Regions from separate parts of the Homo sapiens genome. Here region 2 is linked to region 1. The links are chromatin contacts, found by Hi-C or POLR2A ChIA-PET in ENCODE. All regions are on one chromosome and are shown on one strand. The core of a region is the stretch at or near the end of the contact, and the rest is flanking DNA. Distances in the headings are between cores, read along the strand shown. Region 1 overlaps LOC105373714 (a long non-coding RNA gene). Region 2 has its middle 39 kb from the start of ERMN.

What was found. A loop is a pair of places that touch in the nucleus more often than their neighbours do. ChIA-PET counts read pairs that join two places held with the same protein, here RNA polymerase II (POLR2A). Pooled maps may share reads with other maps.
Region 2: a map with no recorded cell type shows a loop between it and region 1 (5-fold over the local background). The contact joins two enhancer-like sites. A Hi-C loop is called at or near these places in 1 of 37 single-sample maps with no recorded cell type and 4 of 50 pooled maps. POLR2A ChIA-PET finds 5 or more read pairs at or near these places in 1 of 52 experiments (naive thymus-derived CD4-positive, alpha-beta T cell).

What each region holds. Positions count from the first base shown.
Region 1 is chr2:157,895,980-157,903,885 of GRCh38, reverse strand. The region is part of intron 1 of LOC105373714 (a long non-coding RNA gene); the gene reads right to left. Among named protein-coding and RNA genes, the nearest start is that of ACVR1, 24 kb to the right of the region's middle. Within about 2 kb of position 5,170, at least 6 of the 41 ENCODE cell types and tissues checked have a DNase peak (open chromatin) inside an H3K27ac peak, as active enhancers do.
Region 2 is chr2:157,360,814-157,368,719 of GRCh38, reverse strand. No RefSeq gene overlaps it. Among named protein-coding and RNA genes, the nearest start is that of ERMN, 39 kb to the right of the region's middle. Within about 2 kb of position 5,004, at least 2 of the 41 ENCODE cell types and tissues checked have a DNase peak (open chromatin) inside an H3K27ac peak, as active enhancers do.

The sequences.
Region 1 (7,906 bases), core at 3,921-6,420:
ATAGAAGCAAGTGGCCAAGCAGTGCAGGCATTTTTGCCAAGTTGGAATGGGAGCAAGTGTGACTAAGCCAATGGGACTAGAGGTGGCAAACAATTCGTGTCTGGTTGGAATCAAGCACTGTGTTGGTGATAACACTTCCAGAACAGGCAAGGGTGACCATAAACTTGCGTTCCAAGGCACCCTGCAAAGGAATGAGCTGTATACGCTCATGCTATTTAACAGAAATTCACCAATGAGGCCCATCTTTTAACGTCAGCTAGAACAGCAATGTCGACAATGGCATCACCAGGCTTCCCCTGCCTGCTGCTAGCCCAGCAGAAGCTTGTAAAGGCAGAACTTTCGGGCCCAGACGTCTTGTTTCTGTTGCTTTTGCCAGAGAGCTGCTCCAGAGGGGGGTTGCATTGTGTTATAATCACATGGTTTGCAAAATGATAGTTAAGAGTCTGTTAGCATTTCCACCCCAAACCTCATATTTTCAGCTGCTCGGAGTGACTCAAATATAAGAATTCTCTTTAGGCTGAAATTTGGCACACAGGGTCTCAGGCCCAGCTGGGGAGCAATTTCAACCTTTCTTGGGACCGGATTTCAATAACATCCATTTGGCTGTTTTTGAATAACAGCAGAAGTACAACAGAAGAGAAGTTAGCATTTTTATAGCAAAATGTTGCCATTGTGTGACTCAAGAATTGGTGTTGAGGGGTGGGTGGGACCCACCCTAGCAACTCCCAATAAACCCTGGCAGGTGATTAGCCTTCAAGTGGACTAAGCATGTATACTTTTCTTAAGTATATATTAAAAAGCCCAACTGCTAGTCTGTTGTTCAGAACAGAGGAGAGATTTTGTTTAATAACATATTGTGTTTTTGAAAAGCAAAGTTGACTCAGGAACAATGACACATACCAGTGGATACTGAATTTCTACTACACCCACTCCTTGGTGCAACTGGGGCAGTGGCAAATTGTAGGATGCAACTGAGTTCCCAAATGTACAGGAAAAAACTGCGAGGGGGCAGGAGAAAGGGAGGGGAGGGTAGTGCCATGACCACAAACATGATATGAGGAATATTCTTGATGATCTAAGATCTCAGATCTGGTCCTTCCTTCTGGAAGGAAGAAGACATCAGAACTCAGTTCCTCTTCTGCACCTCCCCACTCACTAATGACAATGCATCAAATTACAAATGACAGATTCCAAAAAGGCAAAATGATACCAAGCTTGTTTTTTTTTTAATGAAATATTCCAGGAAAAAAAAAAGCATAGAGAATAATAAAAAAACACACTCATGTGCCCACCACTCAGTTTATGAAATAAAACATTGCAAACATAGGCCAGGCGCAGTGGTTCATGCCTGTAATCCCAGCACTTTGGGAGGCCAAGGCAGGCGGATCCCTCGAAACTAGACATTTGAGACCAGCCTGGGCAACATGGTGAAACTCTGTCTCTACTAAAAAATAAAAAATTTGCCAGCGTGGCAGTGTGAGCCTGTAATCCCAGCTACTTGGGAGGTGGAGGTGGGAGGATCACTTGCTCTCATCTTAAAAAAAAAAAAAAAAAGCAAATACAATCAAAGTCCTATCTGTGTATTTATCAGCATTCTTGATGATTTCCTTGTTTTTTGTTTCTTTTTTGTTTTTTGCTTTTGAGATGGAGTCTTGCTGTGTCACCCAGGCTGGAGTGCAATGGTGCGATCTTGGCTCATTGCAACCTTTGCCTCCCAGGTTCAAGCGATTCTCCTGCCTCAGCCTCCCGAGTAGCTGGGATTACAGGCGCCTGCCACCATGCCTGGCTAATTTTTGTATTTTTAGTAGAGGCAGGGTTTCACCACGTGGGCCAGGCTGGTCTCGACCTCCTGACCTCAGGTGATCTGCCCGCCTTAGCCTCCCAAAATGCTGGGATTACAGGAGTGAGCTACTGCACCCAGCAATTTCCTTGTTTCTTAATACAAAGATTTATTATTGTTCTCTTTATATAGGATGTTATATCTCCAGCTTGTATTTCATAGGAGTAATTATCTATGATTCCTCCTCCTCTTCTTTCTACATTATTCAGATTTACAGAAATTCTGTTTAAATTTATGCCTTTTCTTTCCAGAAGTTCCTAGTTTCCATCACTGAGTGGTAATCAGCTATAGCAGGTTTGCCAATGTGGGATCCAAAAGCACCTTTCCTGGTTAAAGTCAAATGAAGACGATTTTCCTCAACCTCTGCTAAAATGATACCCCAACATACCTTAAGAATCTTCTGACTGTTACATTATAGGAATTGATACCCAGTCTCTAAATTCTAGACTTTATATACTTTCTGCTACATCAAAGTGCCTTTTCTGCAGTTTAGGAGACTGCCCCCTGCTGTAACCATCAGCTCTATCCCTTCTGTGCTGATCAACATCTTTGCAAATAGAAACCTTGATTTACAAGCCCCTTGTATTCTGCGTAAGCCACCTCCAGTTCTATCCTGATCTCCTAACCACGACCTCAGGGAGAGCTTCTAACTATAAATAAAGTGGTTTTTACCAACTCAGTCAATTCTCAGATTTAAAGATACATTGGTCCCAGTGCAGCAGGCTATAGAAGTCATGGTAGTTTCCCCTCTAGAAGCCATCCCCACCTATTCTTGGGTCATAGACCCCTGATTTTGTTCAGGCATCAGGTAGCCACATGCTTCAGGAAAGCTGGGTCCTTCTCCAGCCCCAGAGCCAAAAAACCAGCACTGTATTTCAGTTAAGAGTCTGGTCTCATGATTCCTTCATAGGCTCTTGTGTGACCTTAGGTAAGTTACTAAAACTTTGTGTGTCTTGGTTCAATTTCTTTTGTCAGGGATTGTTATAGCTGACTTGCTGGGGTTGGCAGAGTTAAAACAAACAAACAAAAAATCTGAGAACTTGTTAATGCTCCTGAGTCACTGAATTAACCAACCATAGAATATACGCTCCCTGAAGGCAGAGATTATTGCCTGCTTTATTCACTCATACATCACCAGCACCAAAAACAGTGCCTGGCACTTAGTAGGTGCTCAATAAGTACTGGTTAAATTGCATTGACTTGAATCTCAGACTCATTAAATTGCAGGCAAGACTTTTTGTTATGTGACATAATAAATACCCAGCCCAAAGCATCTTGATACATAAATACCCTTTGTCTAGTCAGTACCATTCTTTCCTAGGAACTGTCCCCTCCACATGTTTACAAATATGGCAGCGATGGGAGCTGAGTTAATACATTGTGACCCAGTGGCTACCATTAATTCATTCAGGGGTGGCTACCTGACCCAAATGGGATCAATCTTAACCCTTTCCCAGGAGTTTGGAATTAGACTAAGACTCAGGTCAATCTTGCTGCTGTTTGAAAAGGAAGAAACATAAGATGTGGCCTATTGGCAGTTGTGTTTCCCATGTGCACGCATGAACACTACAGCAGGTTAGCTGGCAGCAAGCAAAGAAGGAAGCCAACTGGCAAAACAAAGACAAAAGATGGACAGAGAGTGCTTGTGGTATTTAAGTGTGGTTAAGTGCGACCCACCTACATTCCAGTTCTTGGAGTCTGGGAAACACATGGATTTTCTTATGATAGTCTCTTTTCTCCTTAGGCTATTTTGAGTTGGGCTACTGTTAATTGCAGAGAAAAGATCCTAAGAGGTTTTTTGTTGTTGTTGTTTTAATTATAGTTATGAATTCTGAGTAAACCACACCTTACTTCCTGTAACTATTATATGCACCCATGAAAGGTAAACACTTTAAAAAAAAAATAGGGCCGGGTGCAGTGGCTCATGCCTGTAATTTCAGCACTTTGGGAGGCCGAGGTGGGCAGATCACGAGGTCAAGAGATCGAGACCATCCTGGCCAAAATGGTGAAACCCTGTCTCTACTAAAAATACAAAAATTAGCTGGGCATTGTGGCATGTGCCTGTAGTCCCAGCTACTTGGGAGGCTGAGGTAGGAGAATTGCTTGAACCTGGGAGGTGGAGGTTGCAGTGAGCCGGGATTGCGCATCTGTACTCCAGCCTGGTAACACAGAGAGGTTCTGTCTCAAAAAAAAGAAAGAAAGAAAAAAAAAAGAAATGCTGAGGGACAAATATAACCCGAAACATAACCATAAAACCTTTGGAAACTTAAACGAGAAACAAACTCTGAGTACACTTGTCTCAAGTCTACCTTTAAGCCATCCTCTACAGCCCTTGCACTCCAGTCCTCTTCTTTTGTCCATGCAAACATGGTGACCAATGAGATTCTTCACTGTTTACAATGGTGTGCTCCACTATCATCCCCTGGTTTTTCCATGTGGCAAACTCCGTAACTGGAAACCCTTTCTATTCTAGCTGTTTAGTACATAACTCCTAAAGTTCTCTCTTCTCGTCAGCTTTAAATGACTTCATGGTTGGTTTTGCTTTTATTTTTCTCTGAGGTTTCAATGTACAATTCCAGGAACTAGCTATCTCTATCAACCTGAAACTGTGCCTGGGTTCTACGTTGATAATTTTTTACTAAGCCACAGGGACCATCTGGTCTAAGGTCATGACTCTGTTTGCCATTTGTGCAGCTGCCTGCACATCTGTAGGTTCCGATGCATTCTTTTATTATTGTCTGCTTTCTATTGCATGTTGTCAAAGGCCTGGGGACTGCATCTGTTTGAATTTTGTCTGTAGGGCTCCGAACATAGAGCAGTGTGTGGTTGGGAACACAGAAAACATTACTTTCAGCAAACTGGATTCATAAAGAGTCATGATGAATGGAAATGATGAGGGAGATTTGAGCCCAGGAATAGGGACTGGGTTTCCTATTTACCTCCTCACTAACAATGATGCTTTTAAATGTTCTCGCTCTGAACAACTTTATCAATGCTTTGAGCTGAGACCCACTCACATAATGATTATTTCCTTGTAAGTACTTATTATTTAGTTGAGTTAGCTCTTTCAATATGAAGTTTTTATACTGGTTTTTAGAATTGTTCACCATACATTCTCTTTAACATGTATTCTCTTAGTCTCTCTTTCTGTCTCTGTCTCTCTCTACACACACACACACACACACACACAAACACACACACACGTTCATTTGAACTCAGGTTTTAATGCTGGGTCTATACTTGGCCAACATCTTCAAGGTCACTAATGTTACTTCTTGCCTCTGCTGTGTGGGAGCCAGAGTGTGAGTCATCAGGGTGAATAATGCCTCTGTGATACTACCAGATTGTGTTTGTCTCCACTTCAAAGCTCTTAGTTTTAACAGAATAGTATTTCTCCATCCCGCCCACCCAAACAGCAGTCTAGATGGCTGAGAGGCAACAGTTATATGAACAGTAGTATCATTTCCATAGGATGGGCTACTCCCCACCCGACCCATATTCCTCAAAAAACCTGCAGGACCCTTTATAGAAGTTCTCAGGCAACATTCTAGTCAGGTTTTGTTGACTAGAGATTACAGCTCATCACCTCTTTTTTTTTTCTTCTTTCCTTCCTCCTTCCTTCCTTCCTTCCTCTCTCTCCCCCTTCCCTTCCTCTCTCCTTTCCCTTCCCTTTCCCTTTCCATTTTTGAGAGGGAGTCTCACTCTGTCACCCAGGCTGGAGTGCAGTGGCGCAATCTTGGCTCACCGTAACCTCCGCCTCCCGGGTTCAAGCGATTCTCCTGCCTCAGCCTCCCGAGTAGCTGGGATTACTGGCGCTACCACCACACCCGACTAATTTTTTTGTATTTTGAGTACAGATGGGGTTTCACCATGTTACCCAGGATGGTCTCAATCTCCTGACCTCATGATCCACCAGCCTCGGCCTCCTAAAGTGCTGGGATTACAGACATGAGCCACTGTGCCTGGCCTCCTTCCTTCCTTTTCTTTCCATTCTTTTTTTGCCTCACATAGGTCTATAAATCTGCCATTTCTGATCCATCTTCAGTGATCTTTTTTTTTTCATAGTTCACTGCAACCTCGAACTCCTGGGTCCAAGCAATCCTCCCATCTCAGCCTCCCAAGTAGCTTGAACTACAAGTGTGCACCACGGCACCTGTTTTTCAGTTACTGCTCTTCCCTTTAATCTTTCACTTTCTTTTTCATTCACCAAAGACTTTATGACTGAGTTTGTCAAAAAAAAAAAAAAAAAAAAAGAGAAGCAGTGAAAGGAAGAACAGAAGAAAGGAAGCAAGCAAGCAAGCAAGCAAGCAAGCAAGCAAGCAAGCAAGCAAGCAAGCCAGACAGACAGAAAGAGAAAGACCAGACATGGTGGCTCATGCCTGCAAGCCCAGCACTTTGAGAGGCTGAGGCAGGCAGATTGGTTGAGTCCAGGAGCTCAAGACCAGCCTGGGCAATGTGGTGAAACCCCGTCTCTACAAAAAATACAAAAATCAGTTGGGCATGGTGCACATGTAGTCCCAGCTACTCAGAAGGCTGAGGTGGGAGGATTGCTTGAGCCCGGGAGGTTGAGGCTGCAGTGGGCTATGATCATACCACTGCACTCTAGCCTAGGCAACAGAGCAAGACCTTCTCTCAAAAACAAAAACAAACCAAAAAAAGTCTTTAAACCCAAGAATCAACTCCCACTTCCACAGCCTCCTTGTGGCTCCTCTCACAGGAACACTTTATTTTAAAAGTCATGTGACTCTGGTGAGACTACAGTGCAGAGTGGCCATGATGGAAAGAATAATGGTGGAACTGCTACCATTGAGCACCTAATCACAGTGCCAGCTGGTTTACACACCTATTTCAGTAACTCCCCAAAACTGAAGTAAGCCTTATTATCTTTTTTACCCATGAGTAGAGTGAGGTTCAGAGATACTCAATAACTTGCCCAAGATCATAGCCATTAAGCAGAAAGGAGGAAAATAACCAACTCTGTACGGTGACGAGATTCATGCTTTTTTTGGTCAGGGGAGGGGGGCTCAGTTGCTTGGTGAGAGAGGAGATATTAACCTGTCTAGACTTCCTAGTTTTTCTATGTCCTGCCTTTCTTGCTGCGAATTTATGGGATAACTTGAGAATATAATTTTCTCTGATCATTCCTATGTCACTTCCCAAAGCATTTCTCATTGTCGTCAATGGTATCTGGGTATATTTCCCCATACTCATGAATAACATACCTTAGAAATTTTGCCAGTCCTCATTCGTGTCCTACACGTGTTAATCAAATGTCTTCTAGGCCTAGGGTAATGGTGTATAATCTATCATCCAAACTGGGACACTTTTGAGATGAAAAAGAGTGCTATTAATAATTATGCTGGGCACACTGGGATGTATGGCCACCCATTTAGAACAAACTATAGTCAAGCTAATGTCTCCTATGGACAAGGAGGGTATGAGTAGAATAGTCCAGCCTTAACTAGACAGAGAACAGAGGTTGTGGGGGAGAGAAGCTAAATCTACCAAATTCCAACCGTTTTGTCTCACTAGCAGTTGTTGTATTTCTGGGCCTGAGTGTGTGTGGTGAAAGAAGGAAGGTAGCTGAAAACCTCTCAGAATTAGAATTATCACTATCTCCATTCCTTAAGAAAGTGGTGCTCAAACTTCAGTGTGCTTAAGAATTACCAGTTGTTTTTAAATAAAATGCAGATCCCTGAACTATATGCCTTAGAGATGCTGAAAATACAGTCTGAGATGGGCCCTGGAAACTGCATTTTAACATCCTCCTGTAAAGATTTTGATCTAGGTAATTTATAAATTACCCTGGGAAGAAAAACAGTATTTCCTTGATAGAAAAATTCCTGCATAATCACTCTACAAAGACAGGCACAATTTCAGAGGAAGTCCTTGCGGGACTCAATAACACAACTGTTTACAACACTGATATTTGTTCAAAGATACTGTCTATATGACCTGAATCACTACTTGAATCAAATAATTTAAACCACATTAACCTTACAATTACTTTCAGCATAGATTCTTAGGGATTCCTAGCCAAATATATATAATTTATCTTTACATATA
Region 2 (7,906 bases), core at 3,755-6,254, 540 kb after region 1:
TCGCCCTGCTTCGGCTCGCGCCCAGTGCGTGCACCCACTGGCCTGCGCCCACTGTCTGGCACTCCCTAGTGAGATGAACCCGGTACCTCAGATGGAAATGCAGAAATCACCCGTCTTCTGCGTCGCTCACGCTGGGAGCTGTAGACCAGAGCTGTTCCTATTCGGCCATCTTGGCTCCTCCTCCTGGAATCAAACCTTGTTCCTACTTTTTACTGTGTTTGTGATATTGGGCATGACATTTCTCTGAGCCTTTGTTTCATGGGCTATAACATGAAGATAATAACAGCAACTACCTGTAGGGATTTGTATGGATGCAATGGGATAAGTTATTAATATGTATGGCAATTAGTACAATGGCTGGCATATAGTAAGCATTCAGTAAGTGCTATCTACAAGGACTGTAAGTAATTTATTTATTTCTCTATTGAATGCAGGAGGTTATATCAGAGGAGGGAATTCTTGCAAATCAGTCTGACAGTCAAAGTTTAGTAAAATTGGTATCTAGTGATAGTGGTGAAAGAAAAATAAAATGGGAATAGTTTTGTTTATAAATTATTTTGAAAAAATACCCCCCAAAATCCCAATATAACTTTCATGTGCTCTTTAAGAAAATAATACCAAATAGTCAGACTATATCTCATGTAATACAGTTCCTTTTAAAGAATTTGATTCTGAAGGGTAAACACCAGGAGGCTATAACTGGTAAGTGGAAATATTTGAGCAGAAGCTCAAGAGATTTACCAGTCTTGGCAAAGAGTGCAGTAAAATAGTTGAGAATTTGGCCTTTGGAATCAGATGCCAGTATTCTCTAATAGTTGTGTGACCTTTGCCTATTTCCTCATCTTTAAAATAGAGGTTAAATTGTTGCATAACTCACAGAGTTGTTGGATGATTAAATAAGGTCATTAGTGGAAGCTCTCAGAACAGTGTCTGGTCCATAAGAAAGATTCAGCCAATGTTAATTACGTTTAGAAACTGCCATACTTTGGCTTTTGTCTTCCAAACTCTTTTAAGAGGATGAAAGTTGAGAAACTCTTTCACTAGTTCTAGAATTTCTGTATATTTATAGATAATCTCACCTGAGTTCCTGTAATGCAGATCATTATTTTCAACTAATAAAATTCACCTTATATAAATACACAGTTGGTGCTCTTCTCTAGAAACTCTGCTAACTTTTCCAGAAATGCCTTAGAGAGAAGAAATTTCCTGATTTTGTGAGCTTCTTACTTGAATATATTCTCTTTCTTTCTCAGCCTATAAACAAGGCAAGTTTCCTATTGTTACCTGAGATTCTAAGGTAGCAGGAAGAAGTGTATTTGTGTAAAGAGGTGGTTAATGCCCTGCCACTAATAAAATGCTCTAGATGTAATTACAGAGGAGGATGCACTATTTTAAAGAAAAATTAAAACATACTTTTTTTTTTCTTTTTGAGACAGCATCTCACTCTGTTGACCAAGCTGGAGTGCAGTGGTGGTCATAGCTCCCTGCAGACTTGAACTCCCAGTCTCAAGTGATTCTCCCACCTCAGCTTCCTGAGTAGCTGGGATTACGAGTGCATGCCACCAAGCCTGGCTAATATTTTTAAGATTTGTAGATACAGGGTCTCACTATGTTGCCCAGGCTGGTCTCAAACTCATGGCCTCAAGTGAGCTTCCGGCCTCTGTTTCCCAAAGTGCTAGGATATTGGTGTGAGCCACCATACCCAACCAATTCTTATAGTTTTAAAATTTCTTGAATAGATGTTGGTTTTCTTTGAATACAAATTGATATACCTTTGCTGTCTATATCAGTGAAGACCCTGTGAAGTAGATGTGAAGGTGTTCTACATAATATATACTATGGGTCGGGTACTTATAAGGTGGTACAGACATTTATAAACATCTCTAAGCTAGAGACATTTATTTCTTCTGATAACCCCATAAGATTGATTTTTGAAACTTTATTTTATAGTTAAGGACATTGCAGCTCAGAAAGGTGAAGTAATTGGCCCAAGATCAGTTTCCGGTGAGAGGTAGAGTATGGATACAAACATGTCTTTCTTATTAGATACTCTGCGCTTTTTTTGCAATACCATATGGCTTTCCAGTCAAGTAGCCTACATACATGGATTAAGCTATAATGCATGGTCTTGCCTTTGATATTATTTTTTTCAGATTCCACTTAACCACTCATATATACTAGTTCTTTTCCCTCCATTGATGGAAAATATTATCTCCAGAGTAGCACACTGATACTTGCTGATGACCACAAAAAGAAAACTTGTTCTTTAGTTTCGTACCACAAAAAATGATGAGCACCATCCCCAGCCCCATTATCGAATTTACCTTGGTTATTTTACCGTGAAACATTCTGTATTAATACTTATTTAGTGAAGCAATACCTTCAATTTTAACTGAAGTACCACTTTTATTTATTCATGTTGACAAAACATCTTCTGTAACTGGGTAAAAGAGTTTAGGGCTCTGACCTTTAAATTTCTTCTACCCTTTGTGCTGTGGCTAAATGGAGCTGAATATTTCCTAGATGCCATAGCTGGTAAAACGGGATGTTTACAGTTACATTAAGACATACAGAAGTAAACTTCGTACAGTTTTCTACAACTTAAGTCTACTTTCATGATGTCCTTATGGAAATTTGATGGCATCATTTATAAGGCTATAAAACTAAGTTTACCAAAATACCAAGGGCCATGAAATTCAAGGTAGACATTTTCTATAGGAAGCCTTGTACAATCATATTTGTACTTCAAGGACTTAGTCTGAGATCCCATGCTATTCTTCCACAAAATACAAAGAATCCTGGGCATTATCCCTGTGATACAAACACAGATTGCAGACTTTTTCTCTTATTTGTTACTGTTCACCTCCACAAATACAAAGCCTTGACAAACATAATGTGATTATTTCAAATTCTCTTCACAAAGAGTTTAGACCTTTGCATTGCCTGGCAGCCTGGTAAACTGCTCCTAGATTAGCCAACAAAGAAGATAAAAAGAAAGAAAGAAAGTGAAAAAAAAAAGAGAGGAAAGGCCTGAAGTGTAGTGGCTCAGAGCTTTAATTCTCTGCCGTTTTGCTTTCAGTGTTCATAAAGATTGGCTCACTCGACTCATCTTTCACTAAGAGAATTAACTTATTGAACCAAAAGATTAGGTTCGGATTTTTCTTCCACTGAGGAGCTCATTAGAGCTTCTAAGTATGCCTCTCTTGAGAAGACTCAGTTTAAATTTTTCTATTAACAGAGACACTTCATCAGTCTTGGCCACCTTTTGAACTCATTCAGTTCAAAACTTCCGCAGTTCAAAAGTACACAGAAGCTGATAATTAGAAATGCACACTTTTTGCACTTTTCAGGCATATTTCAGGCCTTTATCTTCTATTTTTTTCATCATCTTTGCCTTCACATTTTCTTTTTTACTTTTATTTTGTTTTCTCTGCATTTTTTACATCTCTGCTGACCAAATTTTATTAAGATTAGATAATATGTTGGTGGGGCTTAGTGAAAGAAACACTGTGCAAAATCTATGGTCTTGTGTAAAATGTAAAGACAGAACTAGTCTGTTATAAGAAGGAGATGGAAAATTTTACATACCCTAGGATCCCTGGTCTTCCTACAATGATAACAAAAGCTAGAGACAATATTTACTTTTGTTCCTACAGGGGTCACAATGCAGTGCTTCATAATTCTCTCATATCTGGTCAATGCTTCCTCATTCTCCAACCTTCTGCTGTGTAGATACTCCTTATTTTTAATGTTACCTTTGAACTCCTACCATGAAATGCAGTGAGCACCATAAGATAGACTGAGAAATAAAGTATGGAAATTGTTGCCTTGATTCCTTTTTTTATTTTGTAAATCACATCAATCAGAGGAGCACATTGGTTTTACCCCTATAGTATATACTAAATCTGACCACCATTTTTGCTACTCATCTGCCTGCAATGGTAATCTAAGTCATCAGCTGTTTTTGCCTATACTACTGAATATTTCAAATACCTAAATGATTTGCCTTCTTTCATTCCTATTTCCACCCCCATCTAACCAGAGTAAGCTTTTAAAATATAAATTAAATCATATCACTTCTTTGCTTAAAACTCCCCAATTGCTTCTCTTTGAACTTGGGTTAAATCCATTCACTTCCACAATTATTCTTGAGGGATCTGTCTCTTGCCTACCACAGACCATATTTCTTGTATTCTTGAGGGACCTGTCTCTTGCCTACCACACTGGCCATATTTCCAACCACACTCTGACTTCTGTGCTTCAGCCACACTGGTCTCTTTTCTCTAAACGTGACATGCTTACCATTGTGGTTCCCTGTTCTATAATTGTTCTTCCTGCCAGGGTTCGATTGGCAGGCTTCCTCTCATTCAGTTCTTCACTTCTTAGAGAGCTTGTCTTAGTTACCTAATCTAAATAAGCTCTTCCTTGTCCCCATTTTCCTTATTCAGTTATCATTAATTTTCTTTACAACTCTCATCTCCATCTGAAATTATGTATTAATTTATGTCCTTGTTTACTGTTTGCCATCTTAAAACAGAATTGTAGGTTTATTCAAGCATTGTACTCATTTATCTTGTTGACTGCAGTATCCTGTGTCCTGAAAACAGTGCCTGGTACTTTGTGGATACACAATAAATATTTGTTGAATGAATGAATATCCAAAGAGAGTCATGCATTGAGAAAAAAAAGAAGATATGTGGCATCTCCTACTTAGATCATGAGATCTTTATGAGTTAGCCACAGCAGGAAGATTTGTTTCAACCCAGTCTATGTTATGAACATAAAGATATTTAAATAACTCATCCTCATGTCATTTCAGTAACCAAGAATTTACTGCAGCTTTTCAGCTGCTCAGTGAAATGATTCCCAGAGGCTAAATGTGTAACACATTAAAATAAACATTTTTTTAAAACACCTTGGATGTGTGTATGACAAAAACCACACAGGGCATCTATTTTTAGAGTAATATGTCACGTGATGCTTAATTATTATCTCTGCTTATGCCAGAGAACAAGAAGTGTGTCATGACAGTCTCCTGGGTGTTTCCCCTAGGATTTCTTGTCTAAGCTGTAACTCAATTTGGCTTGCACCGCTTAATATGAAATATAAAATAATTGGTGGTTCTATACTTATGAGTCATTCAGGAAAATCAAATGGTAGAAAAAGTTGGGGAGAGAAAGAGGAGAACTGAGGAAGAAGAGCTAAATGGTAATAAGTCAGTCACCTAGGGGGATGCTGAAATTTTTTTGCCTACTTGAAAATTTTTAATGTTTCATTTTCTTCTGTGCACCAAACAGGTACTCTATAGTTGTTTGAAAAAGTCTATTTTGCTAACTGAGGAAGACAAAATCAATGATTTAAACTGCTTCTGGATTATTGGTTAAGAGTATTATAAAGATTTTTCAAGTTAAAAAGAATTAGCATACTGGTAAAATTTAATTTCCACACCTTGAAAGTCAAGTGATAATTTCTCAGTTTTTCAAATGGGGAAACCGAGTCTCAGACAAAGAGATTTGCTTAAATTCAGCATGTAAGAGCTACGGTGGAATATGTAAAACACTTAGTTATGTCTGTATATGTTTATATCTTATTGTCATTTCTCTTTGATCTCACTTATTAATAAAGGGTCTGGATTAGGGGTGTCTGTTGGAAGAAGTAATAGTATTTCAATTAGGCTGTATTAGTTTGTTCTCACAATGCTATAAAGAACTGCCCAAAACTAGGTAATTTATAGAGGAAAGAAGTTTAATTGACTCACAGTTCTGCATGACTGAGAGTGGGGGGTTCAGGAAACTTACAATCATGGTAGAAGGGGAAGCAAATATGTCCTTCTTCACATGATGGTTGGAAGGAGAAGAATGAGAACCAAGCGAAGGGGGAAGCCCCCTTATAAAAACATCAGATATCATGAGAACTTGCTCACTATTATGAGAATAGCATAGAGGAACCGCCCCCATGATTCAATTACTTCCCCCTGGGCCCCTCCCATAACACATGGGGATTATGGGAACTACAATTCAAGATAAGATTTGGGTGGGGGTGCAGCCAAACCATATCATTCTACCATTGGCCCCTCCCAAATCTCATGTCCTCACATTTCAAAGCACAATCATGCCCTTCTAAATGTGCCCCAAAGTCTTAGTTCATTCCAGTATTAACCCAAAAGTCCATGTTCAAAGTCTCATCTGAGACAAGGCAAGTCCCTTTTGCCTATGAGCCTGTAAAATCAAAATCAAGTTAGTTACTTCCAAGACACAATGGGGGTACAGGCATTGGGTAAATGTTTCCATTCCAAATGGGAGAAATTAGCCAAAACAAAGGGGTTACAGGTTCCATGCAAGTTCAAAATCCAATAAGGCAGTCATTAAATCTTAAACTTCCACAATGATCTCTTTTGACTCCATGTCTTTGACTCCAGGTCATGCTGATGCAAGAAGTGGACTCCCATGACCTTGGGCAGCTCCACCCCTGTGGCTTTGCAGGGTACAGCCCCCTCCTGGCTGCTTTCATGGGTGGCGTTGAGAGTCTGTGGCTTTTCCAGGCACAGAGGGCAAGCTGTTGGTGGATCTACCATTCTAATGTCTGGAGGATGGTGGTCTTCTTCTAACAGCTCTACCAGGCAGTGACCAAGTGGGGACTCTGTGTGTGGTGGTGTCCAATCCCACATTTCCCTTCTGCACTGCCCTAGAAGAGGTTTTCCATGAGGGCTCTGCCCCTGCAGCAGACTTCTGTCTGGACATCCAGACATTTCCATACATCCTCTGAAATCTAGGTGGAGGTTCCCAAACCTCAATTCTTGACTTCTGTTCATGCACAGGCTCAACACCAGGTGGAAGCTGCCAGGGCTTGGGGCTTGAACCTTCCAAAGCCACAGCCTGATCTATACCTTTGCCCCTTTTACCCACAGCTGGGGTGGCTGGGATGCAGGGCACCAAGTCCTGAGACTGCACTAAGCAGCAAGGCCCTGGGCCTGGCCCAGGAATCCATTTTTTCCTCCTAGGCCTCTGGGCCTGTAATGGGATGGGCTGCTATGAAGGTCTCTGATATGCCCTGGAGACTTTTTCCCCATTGTCTTGCTGATTAACATTCAGCTCCTTCTCTATCACATCACCAGGCTGCACACTTTCCAAACTTTTACACTCTGTCACCTCTTGAATGCTTTGCTGCTTAGAAATTTCTTCTGCCAGATACCCTAAATTATCTCTCTCAAATTCAAAGTTCCCCAGATCTCCAGGGCAGGGGGAATATGCCACCAGTCTCTTTGCATAGCAAGAGTTACCTTTATTCCAGTTCCCAACAAGTTCCTCATCTCCATCTGAGGTTACCTCAGCCTGGACTTCATTGTTCATATCACTATCAGCATTTTGGTCAAAGCCATTTAACAAGTCTCTAGGAAGTTCCAAACTTTTCCGCATCTTCCTCTCTTCTGAACCCTCCACATCTCTAGGAAGTTTCAAACTTTCCCACATTTTTCTGTCTTCTTCTGAGCCCTCCAAACTGTCCCAGCCTCTGCCTGTTACCCAGTTCCAAAGTTGCTTCCGCACTTTCAGGTATCTTTGTATCAGTGCCCCACTCTCTGTGGTACCAATTTACTGTGTTAGTCTGTTCTCACACTGCTATAAAGAACCCCTGAGATTGTATAATTTCTAAAGGAAAGATGTTTAATTGACTCACAGTTCCACGTGACTGGGGAAGCCTCAGGAAACTTACAAGCATAGCAGAAGGAAAAGCAAACATGTCCTTCTTCACATGATGGTTGGAAGGAGAAAAATGATGGCTGAGCAAAGGAGGAGGCCTCTTATAAAACCATCAGATCTCGTGAGAACTTGCTCACTATCATGAGAATAGTATGGGGGAATCCACCCCCAGTGATCAATTACCTCCCACCAGGCCCCTCTCATGACAT